Regions from separate parts of the Homo sapiens genome. Here regions 2 and 3 are each linked to region 1. A link is a contact called in ENCODE Hi-C or POLR2A ChIA-PET data. All regions are on one chromosome and are shown on one strand. The core of a region is the stretch at or near the end of the contact, and the rest is flanking DNA. Distances in the headings are between cores, read along the strand shown. Region 1 has its middle 3.9 kb from the start of TRL-CAG2-2. Region 2 holds the start of KIFC3 (kinesin family member C3). Region 3 overlaps LOC105371291 (a long non-coding RNA gene).

Evidence for each region. Hi-C counts contacts between places; a loop is a spot of excess contacts on that map. ChIA-PET counts read pairs that join two places held with the same protein, here RNA polymerase II (POLR2A). Pooled maps may share reads with other maps.
Region 2: a loop to region 1 is called in a map of tibial artery, with 6 times the contacts of the local background. The contact joins the promoter of KIFC3 here to the enhancer-like site in region 1. A Hi-C loop is called at or near these places in 2 of 168 maps with a recorded cell type or tissue (ascending aorta and tibial artery) and 10 of 50 pooled maps.
Region 3: a pooled map shows a loop between it and region 1 (2.9-fold over the local background). The contact joins two enhancer-like sites. A Hi-C loop is called at or near these places in 3 of 37 single-sample maps with no recorded cell type and 10 of 50 pooled maps. POLR2A ChIA-PET finds 5 or more read pairs at or near these places in 4 of 52 experiments (MCF 10A, OCI-LY7, T-cell and 1 more).

What each region holds. Positions count from the first base shown.
Region 1 is chr16:57,302,265-57,306,565 of GRCh38, reverse strand. No RefSeq gene overlaps it. Among named protein-coding and RNA genes, the nearest start is that of TRL-CAG2-2, 3.9 kb to the right of the region's middle. RefSeq lists an enhancer at 2,359-2,408. Within about 2 kb of position 2,290, at least 20 of the 41 ENCODE cell types and tissues checked have a DNase peak (open chromatin) inside an H3K27ac peak, as active enhancers do; they include ascending aorta and tibial artery, where a contact is called at or near this core.
Region 2 is chr16:57,800,002-57,804,302 of GRCh38, reverse strand. It overlaps KIFC3 (kinesin family member C3), which reads left to right and starts at 1,812. Exons shown (of 20, transcript NM_001130100.2): 1 at 1,812-1,933. RefSeq lists enhancers at 839-1,515, 2,193-2,869.
Region 3 is chr16:57,588,686-57,592,986 of GRCh38, reverse strand. All of the region lies in intron 1 of LOC105371291 (a long non-coding RNA gene), which reads left to right. Among named protein-coding and RNA genes, the nearest start is that of ADGRG1, 38 kb to the left of the region's middle. RefSeq lists an enhancer at 1-75 and a silencer at 3,279-3,348. Within about 2 kb of position 1,731, at least 13 of the 41 ENCODE cell types and tissues checked have a DNase peak (open chromatin) inside an H3K27ac peak, as active enhancers do.

The sequences.
Region 1 (4,301 bases), core at 1,041-3,540:
TAGTGCTAGCTACTCGGGAGGCTGAGGTGGAAGGATCACTTGAGCCCAGGCAGTCGAGGCTGGAGTTAGTTGTGATTGCACCACTACACTCCAGCCTGGGTGACAGAGTAAGATCTTGTCTCAAAAAAAATAAAATAAAATAAAAAAGTCACATTGTTTTATTTTGCTGGGCTAACACATAAAGCATTTACTCTGCTCCAGGCACTCTAAGTGCTCAGCATGTATTAACTTATTTGATCTTCTCAAAAATCCTCTAAGATAGATATTAGTACTAAGCCCATTTTACAGATGGCGAAACTGGGGAACTGAGAGGCTAAGTAACTCCCCCAAGGTCACAGAGCTAGCAAATGGCAGAAGCAGGATTTGAACTCAGGTGGTCCCAGAGTCCATGCACTCAGCCACGAGGGCTCAAATTAAAATTGGCCAGCCAGGCATGGTGGCTCACACCTGTAATCCCAGCACTTTGGGAGGCCGAGGCAGGTGGATCGCCTGAGGTCAGGAGTTCAAGACCAGCCTGGCCAACATGGTGAAACCCCATCTCTACTAAAAATACAAAAAAAAAAAAAATTAGCTGGGGGTAGTGGTGGGCGCCTGTAATCCCATCTACTCAGGAGGCTGAGGCAGGAGAATCACTTGAACTGGGAAATGGAGGTTGCAGTGAGCCGAGATCACACCATTGCACTTCAGCCTGGGCAACAAGAGCGAAACTCCATTTCAAAAAAAATTGGCCCTCTACTCCCTGCCTATCAGGGTGGTAAGCTGTCGTCTCAGCCATTCCTGGGGTTCTCCTTCTAGGGTGGCCAAAGGCTTAGGGGGCATGGGCAGAAGCAGTCCAGAGAACTTGGAAGTGAGCTCCTGGCCTTTGGTCTATTCTGGTCGTCACTGAAATGCTCACTGTCCACGTGATCCACTCATAGCCAAGAAATTGAGCCGCCTGACTCCCTCTATGCCAAGGGTGGACCTTGGGGTCTTTGGCTCCAGCTCCTGAGGGACCAAATTTTCCCTACCCCATCCTGTTAGACATCTTTGCCTGCCTCATCCACTTCACCTCCAGATTCCCCCATTCCCCTGGGGCTGGCCTGGCTTCTCCCCTCAGTGGTCAAGATGTCCAAACAAGGACTTTAACAGGCATTTGCTCCTGGCACCCTGTGGCTTCTGCCCTCCACCCTCAGCCAAGAAAACCAGAGCCTAAATAACAAAAGCTTGGCCATGCTACTTGGACTGCCTTACTGGGAAAATCCTACCCTTTCTTTTAAATCTCCTTTAATAATGAAAACAAACAGGACTAAAAACAGCATCTCAAAGTCCATCCTGCCATGTGAATTGGCAAGCCCTCGTGGCTTTTTTTTTTTTTTTCTTTTTGAGATGGAGTCTCGCTCTGTCGCGCCCAGGCTGGAGTGCAGTGGCACGATCTCGGCTCACTGCAACCTCTGCCTCCTGGGTTCAAGCAACTTTCCTGCCTCAGCCTTCCGAGTAGCTGGGATCACAGGCGCCTGCCACCATGACTGGCTAATTTTTTGTATTTTTAGTAGAGATGGGGTTTCACCATGTTGGTAAGGTTGGTCTCGAACTCCTGACCTCAGGTGATCCGCCCGCCTCGGCCTCCCAAAGTGCCAGGATTACAGGTGTGAGCCACCGCGCCCGGCCTCATGGCCTTTATTAAGGAGACAATGTAAAGAAAGTGCTTGGCACAATGCTAGGCACACAGCATTCAAGAAGGGGTTTTGTTTTGTTTTGTTTTGTTTTGTTTTGTTTTTGAGACAGCATCTCACTCTGTTGCCCGGGCTGGAGTGAGGTGGCATGATCACGGCTCACTGCAGCCTCGACCTCCTGGGCTCAAGCGATCCTCCCACCCCGGCCTCTCAAAGTGTTAGGATTACAGGTGTGAGCCACCACACCTGGCCTCAAGGAGTTTTGAGCCAGACAAATCAAGTTCCATTTATCAGCTGTGTGACTCTGGGTAATTCATGTGGTCTCTCTGAGCCTCACTTTCCTGTAAAATGGGGGTAATGATGACCTGTGTTGTGGTGCTGTGCTGAACATTAAGTGAGGTAATGGATGGAAAGGAAACATTCACTAATACTCAGCTTCTTGCCACACTTGTCCCTGGGAGGGCTGGTGATGTGTGCTGAAGTCCCAGGAATGCTAGGAATTACCCCTTTCAGGCACCTTGGCTGGACAAACACTAGGTCCTCATTTGGCCATCTGACTTCATCTGTGCAAAGTAGGGCAAAGTACAGGAAGAGCCACGTCGGGGCTTCCCCAGCTGCTTGTGGGCTTTTCAAGCTCCACCCAGGGGACTTTTTTTTCCCCAAGCTGGACAAATGTCCGGAGCAGGGAATGGGTGAGGCCTGTCCCACAGGGCTCATTGTTGGCGTCTAGGCTGCTGATAAGGTGGAAACAGGACATAAACAGAAATGGTGGCCTTCTCCCTTCCCAATTTTGGTCTCAGGGACCTAGGGGTACAAGGCTTCCTCCAGGCCAGGAGGGTGTCACATGAAAGGTGTCGAGGGGGGACACCTGATCATCCACCCAAACCCAAGAGACAGAGCTGTGTGGGAACCTGGTGCTGAGCCCCATCAAGGGAGCACTTTCTCCCAGGCCGGCCAGGAGGGCAGCAGGCAGGGCGGGGCTGGTGTGGGCTCCAGCTCTGGCGCTACCTCTGTTCCCTTCTCTCTAAAATGATGTGCACTCAGAAAGGTTGGTGATGCAAGAAATGAAGGGAGGGTCCCAGAGGTGGAGAGTGCAGGGCTTCTGCCCCAAAGAGGACCTTGGGCAAGTCACTCAGCCCACCTGAGCCTTACCTCCCTGGTCTGCAAAATGGGGTGAAAGTGGGAAGCTAGCAGCCCCTGCTTCAAAGCCCTTGCCTTCAAGGGAAACCAAGCATCTAGTAACCTGGCTCCCCTATGGCCTTCGTGACCTCCTATTGCATCCCTACATCCTCTCTCTCCACCCTGACACCCCACACACACACCAGCCAGCCAGCAGGGCTTGTGTGTTTTACCCCAAAACACATCCTGAATCTTGAATTCTACCACCTTTTGCAATCTCCACTTCCCTGGTCCAGCCATCATCATCTCTTACCCTCCCTGCCCTGGCCTTCCCCCTGGACTTCCAATTCTTCCCTTGGCCTGCCGTCCATCCTCCACACAGCAGCCAAAGGGATAGTTTTTGAAGGGCCCTCAGGACCATGCCACTCCCCTGCTTAAAACACTCCAGGCTGGGCACAGTGGCTCACACCTATCATCTCAGCATTTTGGGAGACCAAGGCCGGAGGATCTCTTGAGCTCAGGAGTTCGAGAACAGCCTGGGCAAAGTGTCAAGATCCTGTCTCTACAAAAAGTATAAAAATTAGCCAAGTGTGGTGGTGCACACCTGTAGTCCCAAATACTTGGGAGGCTGAGGCAGGGATTGCTTGAGACCAGGAGATTGTCTGCAGTAAGCCAAGATTGTGCCACTGGACTCCAACCTGGGCCACAGGGCTGGACCCTGTGTCAAAACAACAACAACAACAAACAAAAACACAGCAGTTACTCCATCACAGAAGAAAATCCAAACTCCTTTCCCTGGCACTCCAGCCCTGTGTGATATGGCCTGAACCTTCCCATCACCTTACCCCTGCCACACTGGCCTTGCTGTCCCTCCAACAGACTATATTTCTCTCTGCCTCAGAGCCTTTGCACTGGCTATGTCTTTTATCTGAAATGCTGCCACCTGCAGCTTTGATCTTGCTTGTGTTTCTCCTTTTGAACTCAGTGTCAGCTCCTCACAGAGGCCCTCCCTAACCACCCTGCCTAGGAGAGCCCCAATCACTCTTGATCACTGTTAAAAGGGTATTTTTTTTTTTTTGAGATGGAGTCTCACTCTGTTACCCAGGCTGGAGTGCAATGGTGTGATCTCAGCTCACTGCAACCTCTGCCTCTCGGGTTCAAGCAATTCTCCTTCCTCAGCCTCCTTAGTAGCTGGGATTACAGGCAAGTGCCATGACGCCTGGCTAATTTTTGTATTTTTAGTAGAGACGGGGTTTCACCATGTTGTCGAGGCTGGTCTTGAACTTCTGACCTTGTGATCTGCCCACCTCAGCCTCCCAAAGTGCTGGGATTACAGGCATGAGTCACCTCGCCTGGCCAAAAGGATAATTTTTAAGATAAAATCATAATTCTCATATAAATATAAAATGAACACGTCAAAGATTTTATTTTAGTCATTAATTAATGGGAGGACCTGTTCAATGTTATAGCCAATTCAAAAGAGAATTCAAAGACACACATATATTGGCAATCAGGAATGCTGAAATGAAT
Region 2 (4,301 bases), core at 563-3,062, 500 kb before region 1:
ATAAAGAGCTTAGTGCTGTGCCTGACACAGTGTTAGCTTCAATAATGGCATCTATTATGTACACAGGAAAAAAAAAGACTTCTAAAGTGTTGGCAGCATTTATCTCCAGTGTGTGGGATATGGTTACAATGAACATCTATTACTTTTGTAATCAAAGCAAAAGAACAATAAATGTTATTATTAATTTAAAAATCTGGCTTTGGCTTTGGTGGGAAGGACCTACAGTTAATGTCAATGTACTCAATCCCTGAGTAAGAAAAAGTCTCCAGTTTTGAACCAGGACTTTAAAGACATTCTGTCCTCCCCATCCCCCGCCCCATCAACTCATAGGGACTATAATCAAGGGAGATAGATACTAAATCAGAATTCTAGAGACATTTTGCCTTCATCCACCCTTGCGGTCCCCTGGATCACTGCTGTTTGGAGGGCAGGCAGAGGAATTCAGAGATCATAACTCCCCAAATAAGGCTTTCTCTCCCATTGGAAGGGTTCTCCAGTGTGGTGTTCAGCTGGAAATCTAACTCTCTAGGGAATGATTCCAGGAGCGTTACATTCACCCTCTATCAGGCCTTCACTGAGGAATCTCAGTTGTCAAATAAAGCATGCACTAGGCTGCTTCCAGCTGGGGGACTGTGACTGTCCTGCTCTGGCGTCCAGAACAATCTGAGGCCCAGGCCCTTGGCTCCGTCGCTGGTCGAGATTCTTGACTGGCAGCCCAGCGCCTGGGCGGCAGCAGGAGATAGAACCCACCTGGAGTTGCCCGACCCCCTCCAGTCCTCTCCTTGATCTTCTTGGGCCATCCCCTGACAAGCAGGAAGGGACAGAGTACCCGCCCTCCTGGGATTATCTGCAGAACCGTCAGCCTGCATGGGCTGGCTTCAGAGTGACTTGCTTTCTCCTCTTCCGCACCCGGGGGTGTGGAGAGTGAGGGAGAATATTGCTGCTGGCTCTGGAATAAAATGCTGCCTCTGTTTGGGAGACAAAGAACAGAGTGGCTCCTCCAGGTCAGCTGTCTCTCCCGGCTGGCAGGCCCCTGGCCTCCCCCAGGCCTCTTCTGAGGCTCTAGGTGCCCCAGTAGCAGGGCCTTCTGCAGCAAGGCCGGGAACTGCTGCACCATTGGTGTGTTTTACCTTAAGGGACTCCAGGCAGCTTCCTTGCTGGGAAGATATTCATTTGCTGGGGTGGGGCTGGGGGTGCAGAGGTAGGAAGTGCTGTGGCTAGAAGGCGGCCTGGCCAGCGAGTAGGTGGTGGAGCGAGTGAGAGCGTGTGCGCTGTAAACAGTGTGAGTGCATGTGCGCCAGCGCGTGCAAGGACACGGTAAGGGATGTACATGTATTGTCTCGTGAGTAAGAGCTTGTGTGTGTGTTGGGATGGGAAGACACGTACTGGTATGAGAGCCCGCGTGAGAAGTGTATGTGTGAGTACTCGCGTGGAAGTTTTGCACTCGGGTTTGAGGCTGTGCAAAAGTACGCATGGCTCACCAGGTGTGGGGCTGTGTGGGCTGCCTCGTGTGTGCCAGCCCGTGTGCAGGCCTGTTTTGTGAGAGCCTTCAGGGAACGCATGAGCACGTGTGCCAGTGCGAGTGCGGGACGCGGGGAGGCGGGAGAGACCGAGTGGGAGGCCCCGCGAAGGAGTGGGAGTGGGAGTGGGAGTGCCGGCGGGAGACCTGCGGGGGCGCGCCCGGGCTGACGCGTGCGCGCCAGTGCGCGTGAGTGCGGGCGCGCGCCGCCGCCCCCCGCCGGGGTCGGAGCCGGTTGCCATGGGAACGCGCCGCGGCCCGAGTTAATCATTTCCTGTGGAAAGTGTGCGGGAGGGGCGCGAGCGGGCTGGCCGAGGAGGAGGCGGCGGCGTGGAGCTGCCTCCTGCCGGCGGGCCGGGCCGGGCCGAGCCCCGGGCGCTGCGGCGACGCCTGGATCCTGCCTCCGCCAGGCCGGTGAGTGGGGGGCCCGGGCGGGCTGGGTGCGAGCGGGGCGCTGGGCTCTGCCCGGCCCGCCGTTTGGGGCGCCGCGTCCGGGCCGGCCCTGCCCTCGGGACCCCTCTGCCCGGACCCGCTATGGGCGCGGGGAGGGAAAGGCCCGGGAGACCCAGCCCTGCGAGGTCCCCTCCAGCGCCGTTCAGCCCGAGTCGAGGACCTTGCTGGGAGCTGGGCACAGGGGCGGCGTGTCCCACGGGATCCGAGCAGCCTCGGGACCCCGTTTGGATTTTATTGAACGAGAAGAGCGCAGACCCTACCCGGGATGGGCTTGTCAATCGGCGCCGCCCTCTCCCCTTCCTGGCGTCTTCCCCACCCCCAGGGCTCCCTGGAAGGCTGCCTTTGGGTCCCTCCCACCACGTCCCTTGGGGAGTTCGCTTTTTCCCTGGCAGGGCCTGGGGCGGGGTGCGCCCGCCCAGAGGTTAGGAAGAAGGGCCTTGGCCGGTGCCCTCCGGGCAGTGAGGAATCGGGCCATTGACAGCCGCAGCAGTTGTGAGGGTCTCAGCAGGGAGGGCGATCCCAGGACCACCCCTTTAAGCCCAGCATTGCTAGTTAGAGCAGAACTCTGGCTGGTGCAGTGAAGGGCCTGGTCCTGGGAGATATTAAAGAGGAAGCTGTGTTTAATTAAATTCTGGAGTACCATTTACTGCCACCCAGCCCCCACCTCCATACCCCAACACTGTCTCAAGATTGCGGGTTGTGGCCACCCCTGGTCTTTCACCTTCCCCGGCTTTTCCTCTGCCTGAACAGGGTGAGCACCCATTCTTTCCCAGACGTGTATTCCCCATGCCCTTGTTAGAGTAGCCGTCTCCTTGACCAGGGAGAGTCATTTGCTAGGAATGCAGTCTCAGAATGGGGCCCTGCATTTGCAGTGAGTGGACTTTAGGGGCACAGGGTGGTGAGTTCTGCTGTTCACAGGGGCACCAGGGAGCAGAGGGTTTGAAATCTAGGTTGCCCTGGAAAGCCCAGGATAGATGATGGTGTGCAGGGAGGTGGCATTCCCTGTACAACTTCCTTGACCTTCTGCCTGCTCTCCCAGGGCGACCAAGCCCTGCTTGCTGCAGTCTCTGAGCAGCTGTCCAGCCTGTCCCCCCAGTCTTTGCAATGTCCCTGATCTAGGGCAGGGGGAGTATTGCAGCTCTGCTGTCCTGGTCTAAACCCAGAGAGGCAGAGACCCTCTTCCCCAGCCAGGCCCTCTGCATTCACCCACCACTGGAGCAAAGTAACTGAAAAATAAAATTTTGGAGCTCTTTGTATATGCCAGTATTGTTCTGAACACTTGGCCTTGTCTAATCTTTAGAGCAACCCTATAAGGTGGTGTTCTCCCCATTTTATAGATGGAGATAATGAAGTACGGAGAGGCAAAGTAATTCTCCCAAGGTCAGACATCTAGTAAACAGGGGAGCCAGGTTCTGAACCAGTCCCACTGCCCTCCCCCACGAATCCTAGGTTGGTAGAAGTCCCCGGACACCAGGTTTCATCTCAGATGCCCATGTAAATGAGAGAGAGTCCTGCTTTCTTGGCCCAGAACCCTGGGCTTAAGATTCCTTGATACTTTTGACCTTCACACCCCTGAGGCTGCTAAATTCAGCTGCTTTTTCCTCTTCGGGATCTAGCACACGCCCTTCCTCTTTCTTCCCGATATCTTCCTGGCTGCCTCCTCCACTTCCCTTCCTGATAACCGCAGAAACGCTATCTCCTCCTGTCCCTGCCCCTCAGACTGAGCTGAGCTGATCTCCCTGAAAGTCTTCTCTGTCCACTGTGGAGTCAGCCTCCAATGCCCTGCACTGTCTCACCTTCCCAGCAGCCGAGACTGCAGATGGACCTGCCTTGCTCCTTCCCTTGCCCATTGGACAGCTGGTCTGCAGGGTTGGTTGTGTGCCCAGCTCTGTGCCAGGCAGCCTGGAGAAGAGGACATTTGGCTGCTCCCCTTGGTTTCTTCCACGCCACACTGGTCCATCTCAGTTTCCTCAGTGGAGCTGGCCCACGTATTTAGATCAGCCTCTGCCCTGTCCTTTGGCCCACATTCCCATCCCCTTCCCAGTAAGACTGAACCTAGGAGCCTCCTAGTTGTTCTAAGTCAAGGAAGGAAGAGACCATGGCTTCCTCGCCAGGTGCCTGGCATTCTTCCAGGGTTGGGCTCTGCAAACATCAGACACCAGATCTTCAGGCCCCTAACCCCTGGACCCTTTACTTTATTATTTATTTATTTATTTATTTTTGCCTCTCAATGCTTTAGTCACTCCTGTCTCTCTGTCTCCCCAATATGCTCAACTCTCCCCCTATTCTAGACACCACATCCTCTCCTTCCCATCCTAGCCAAACACCC
Region 3 (4,301 bases), core at 482-2,981, 290 kb before region 1:
CCAAGCCCACTCTCCTGCATTCTCTCTCTACCCCCACCACACCCAACCCCAAGCCTGTGCCACTTCCCCTCCCTTTTCTCCTGCCTAACCCTGTTCAACACTGTGGTCTTGGTGTAGAAGTCACCTCCCACAGGAAACCCTCCTGCCCTGCACCACCCGGGCCAGGCTGGGTGACACCTCTCTCCCCACTCTAACATCTGCTAGCGGAAGCAGCCAAGCCCACAGGCTCCAGGCACTCCAGAGAGGTCTGTGTTCTTGCAGCCTGGGTTCCTGGGTAAGGGAACAAATGCAGGGCCTGTCTGAGACCAGAGGCTCCCACTGTGCCAGGCACAGCCTGAAAGCAGGTCTGGCGTGCTTCTGAGAAGCAGGCTTCTCAGCCTTAGCAAAGCTTTCCCTGGACCAAGCCTGGAGGGTGTAGAGAACCACGTTGAGACCACGGAGTCTAACCCCAGGCCCTTCCCCCGTTTTCCTTCCAGGAGCAAGCAACCTAAGCCACCCAGATTTTTGTTTAACCCAATGGCCTTCTCCATAAAGGACGAGTTGAATTTCCTACCCATGCAGGGGATGAGAGGCCTTGGAGTCTAATGTGACATAAAAATTAATATGACATTTTTGCACCTCCGAGCTTGACCACACACATCTCATTATGTTATCACTGCCTGATACTTCTCCACTCCCCAGCAAATGGTGAGCCAAAGGTGGGGGAGTGAAGTGGCAGAAACGGGAACTGGGTCTCCTTCCTTCATAGGGTACCCTGGAGCTGAGCAAGTCCTGGCTCAACAGAAGGTCTCACTGCATGTTGGATAGACAGAGAGTAGATGGACAGGTGTTTGAACATTGGATGGATGGATGGATGGATGGATGGATGGATGGATGAATGGATGGATGAAGAGAAGAGCCCACAGACATTAGAATGGACAGATGAGTGGATGAAGGAGGAAGGAAGGATGGATGGATGGAGGGATGGATGGATAGATGGACAGATGGACACGCAGACATTAGAATGGATAGATGGACGGATGAATGGATGGAGGCTGGACGGATGGATGACGGGTGGAGGACAATGGACAGATGGATAGTCAGATGAATGGCTGGATGAAGGAACAGATGAGTGGATAGATGAGGAAATAGAAGATAAAGCGATAATGGATGGATGGGCAGACAAAAGAATGAACAGATAAATGGATGAATGGACAAAAGTATAAATGGATGGGTGAATGTTAGAACAACAGACAGCCCAACAGATGGATGGACACACTTACCAATGTTCTTCTTTAACAGGACTGGGAAAGTCAAGCCAGGGCCTCAGACCTGCTCTTGTTGGAAATGCTCCACCTCATAGATGGCAGGGATGTCATCGCCACCCACAGGCGCTAGGATGAGGGAAGAAGGCAGAAGTGGCCAGCCCTGACCCCTGGTGGTTGCTATGGGAATGATCACCCCAGAGCCTGGCTTGGCTGCGGGAAGCTGGAAAGGGTGGGACATTCCAGCACACTCTGATCTTCTGTCATCCAGGCAGGCTCCCATCAAAACGTTCTTGGACACAGTTTGCCACATCTATAGTGTGCTAGGCACCAAACCAGGAGTTTTCTTACACTCTGAGGGCCTAGTCTTGGCCAAGCCCTGCTAGAGAGAGCTGCTGGGGCCACTGTGGACAGGTGACTCATACGGCATACATTTATGCATTGCTTGTCACGCCAGGCTGCGAGCCAGCCCACTCACTCCTTTCTCATCAGCCTTTGAAGTAACACCCAGGACAACCCCCATTTGACAGGTGAGAATACAGAGCCTCAGAGAGGCCAAGAGGCTTGCATGGGGCTGTAGCAAGTGAGGGGCAGAACCCAGGCTGTCAGGGAATCTCCCCCTCACCCTGCCCACCCTTAACGACCTTGCTCCCTGCCTCCCCGCCAGACCCTGTGGGGAGGAAAATTGAGGTTGATGTTCTAAGCATGCCGGCCTCAGCATGAACACACACACAGCCCCTCCCACCTCAGATATCCCTGTCCAGTAGGGTCACTCCCAACCTCTCATGGTTCTGGTGGGGAAGCAGAGCCTGGTGTGATCTCGGCTCCAGCACTGAGTAGCTGTATGACCCTGGGCGAGCCACTTAACCTGTCTGTGCTTCAGCTCCTCATGCGTGTTCCCAGTATGATACTAAACACAGGGCTGGTGTCAACATTCAATGAGCAAAAATATTTAGAGAGCATCTGACTCACCGGGAGTGTTTCCTCTTATCATTGCTAGGGAGGAAATGGGCTTGGAGAAGAAAAAGCCTGAATATGGAAGACATAGCAGTTTCCCCCACGCTGTTTCATCATTTTTCAAAAATACGGTGGTATCATCACTCTTCTTAGAAACAGTGCCCCCTCCTTTGCCTGCAAACAAAATCCAAATTCCTGAGTCTCCCCTACCCTTCCCTACCTCCCCTCCCCAGAGGCATCCTGAATTTTGTATGTGCCCTTTACAGCTCTGTCTGTATAGTTCAGTGCAGTATAAATGTTTAGATATGTATTACTTACTTTTTCTTGGCATTAAACCATTATTAAAAAGGTATGGGCTGGGCACGGTGGCTCACGCCTGTAATCCCAGCACTTTGGGAGGCCGAAGTGGGCAGATCAACTTGAGGCCAGGAGTTTGAGACCAGCCCGGCTAACATGGTAAAAATCAGTCTCTACTAAAAATACAAAAAATTAGCCAGGTATGGTGGCACACGCCTATAACCCCAGCTACTTGGGAGGCTGAGGCAGGAGAATTGCCTGAGCCTGGAATACAGAGGTTGCAGTGAGCCAAGATTGCACCCCTGTGCTCCAGCCTGGGTGTGACAGGGCAAGACACTGTCTCCAAAAAAAAAAAAAAATGGTATTGACCAAGTGTGGTGGCTCATGCCTGTAATCTCAGCCTGGGCAACATAGTGAGACCCCCATCTCTACAAAAAAAAAAAAAAAAAAAAGCTGGGTGTGGTGGTGTGCTTGTAGTCCCAGCTACTCCAGAGGCTCAGGCGGGAGGATCACATGGCCTCCATGGTAAAATCCCATCTCTACTAAAAATACAAAAATTAGCTGAGCATGGTGGTGAGCACCTGTAGTCCCAGCTATTCGGGAAGCTGAAGCAGAAGAATTGCTTGAACCCAGGAGGTGGAGGTTGCAATGAGCCAAGGTCACACCACTGGAATCCAGCCTGGGCAATAGAGTAAGAGTCTGCCTCAAAAAAAAAAAAAAAAAGTAAAATAAATAAGTAAATTTTTTAAAGGTATGAAACTGTAGTCGCTGGAACTTTTTTTTTTTTTTTTATCAGCATTTATGTGTCTTAGCTTTGCCCACGCTGTGGCCGGTAGCTGCGGTCCATTTGCTTTCAGAGGTTTAGAATGCTGTGTTCTGTGACGATACCACAAGGCCACTCTCCTATCAAGGGGAAGTCGGGCTGTTTCTGTGATTACTAACAACGCTGTTATGAACATTCTCAGGTGCATCTCTAGGAACACTGCAAGGCTTCCCCTTAGATATAATTGGGAGGTAGATTTGCCAGAGCATAGGTGTGCCAGTGTGCCTCTATACCAGTGATCCCCAACCTTTTGGGCACCAGGGACTGGTTTCATGGAAGACAATTTTTCCACAGATTCGGGGGGCAGAGTGGGGAATGGTTTCAGGATGAAACTGTTCTGCCTCAGATCATCAGGCATTAGATTCTCATAAGGAGCCCACAACCTAAATCCCTCACATGCACAGTTCACAATAGGGTTCTCAGTCCTATGAGAGCCTAACGCTACCACTGATCTGACAGGAGGTGGGGCTCAGGTGATAATGTTTCCTCCCCAGCCAGTTCATGGCCTGGGGGTTGGGGCCCCCTGCTCTACACGAAGAGAAATGCCAAACTGCTTTTCCAAAGTGCTTGAACTAATTACACTCTCACCAGCAATTTTGAGAGTTCCTGTTGATCCACGTCCTCGCCAACATTTAGCAGTGTCAGACATCATAATGTTTACCCATCAAATGCGTGAAAGATGATGTCTCGTTGTGGTCTTGACTTCCACGTGCCTAATAGCCAGTGGGCTTAATTAAGCATCTTGTCATAATTTTTGGCCATAGCTGTTTCATCTTTGGTGAAATGCTGGTTCATGGCTTTTTTGCACATTTTTCCTTTTCTTGCTAGTTCATAGGGGTTTTTGATACCAATCCTGATTATGCATGTATATGTGTATATGTCTCCTCCCAGATTTAGCTTGTCTTCTCATTTGCTTTAAGGTATCTTTGGGGAAACAAAATTGTTATTTTTTAATTGTATCAATTATTTTATCACAGTTA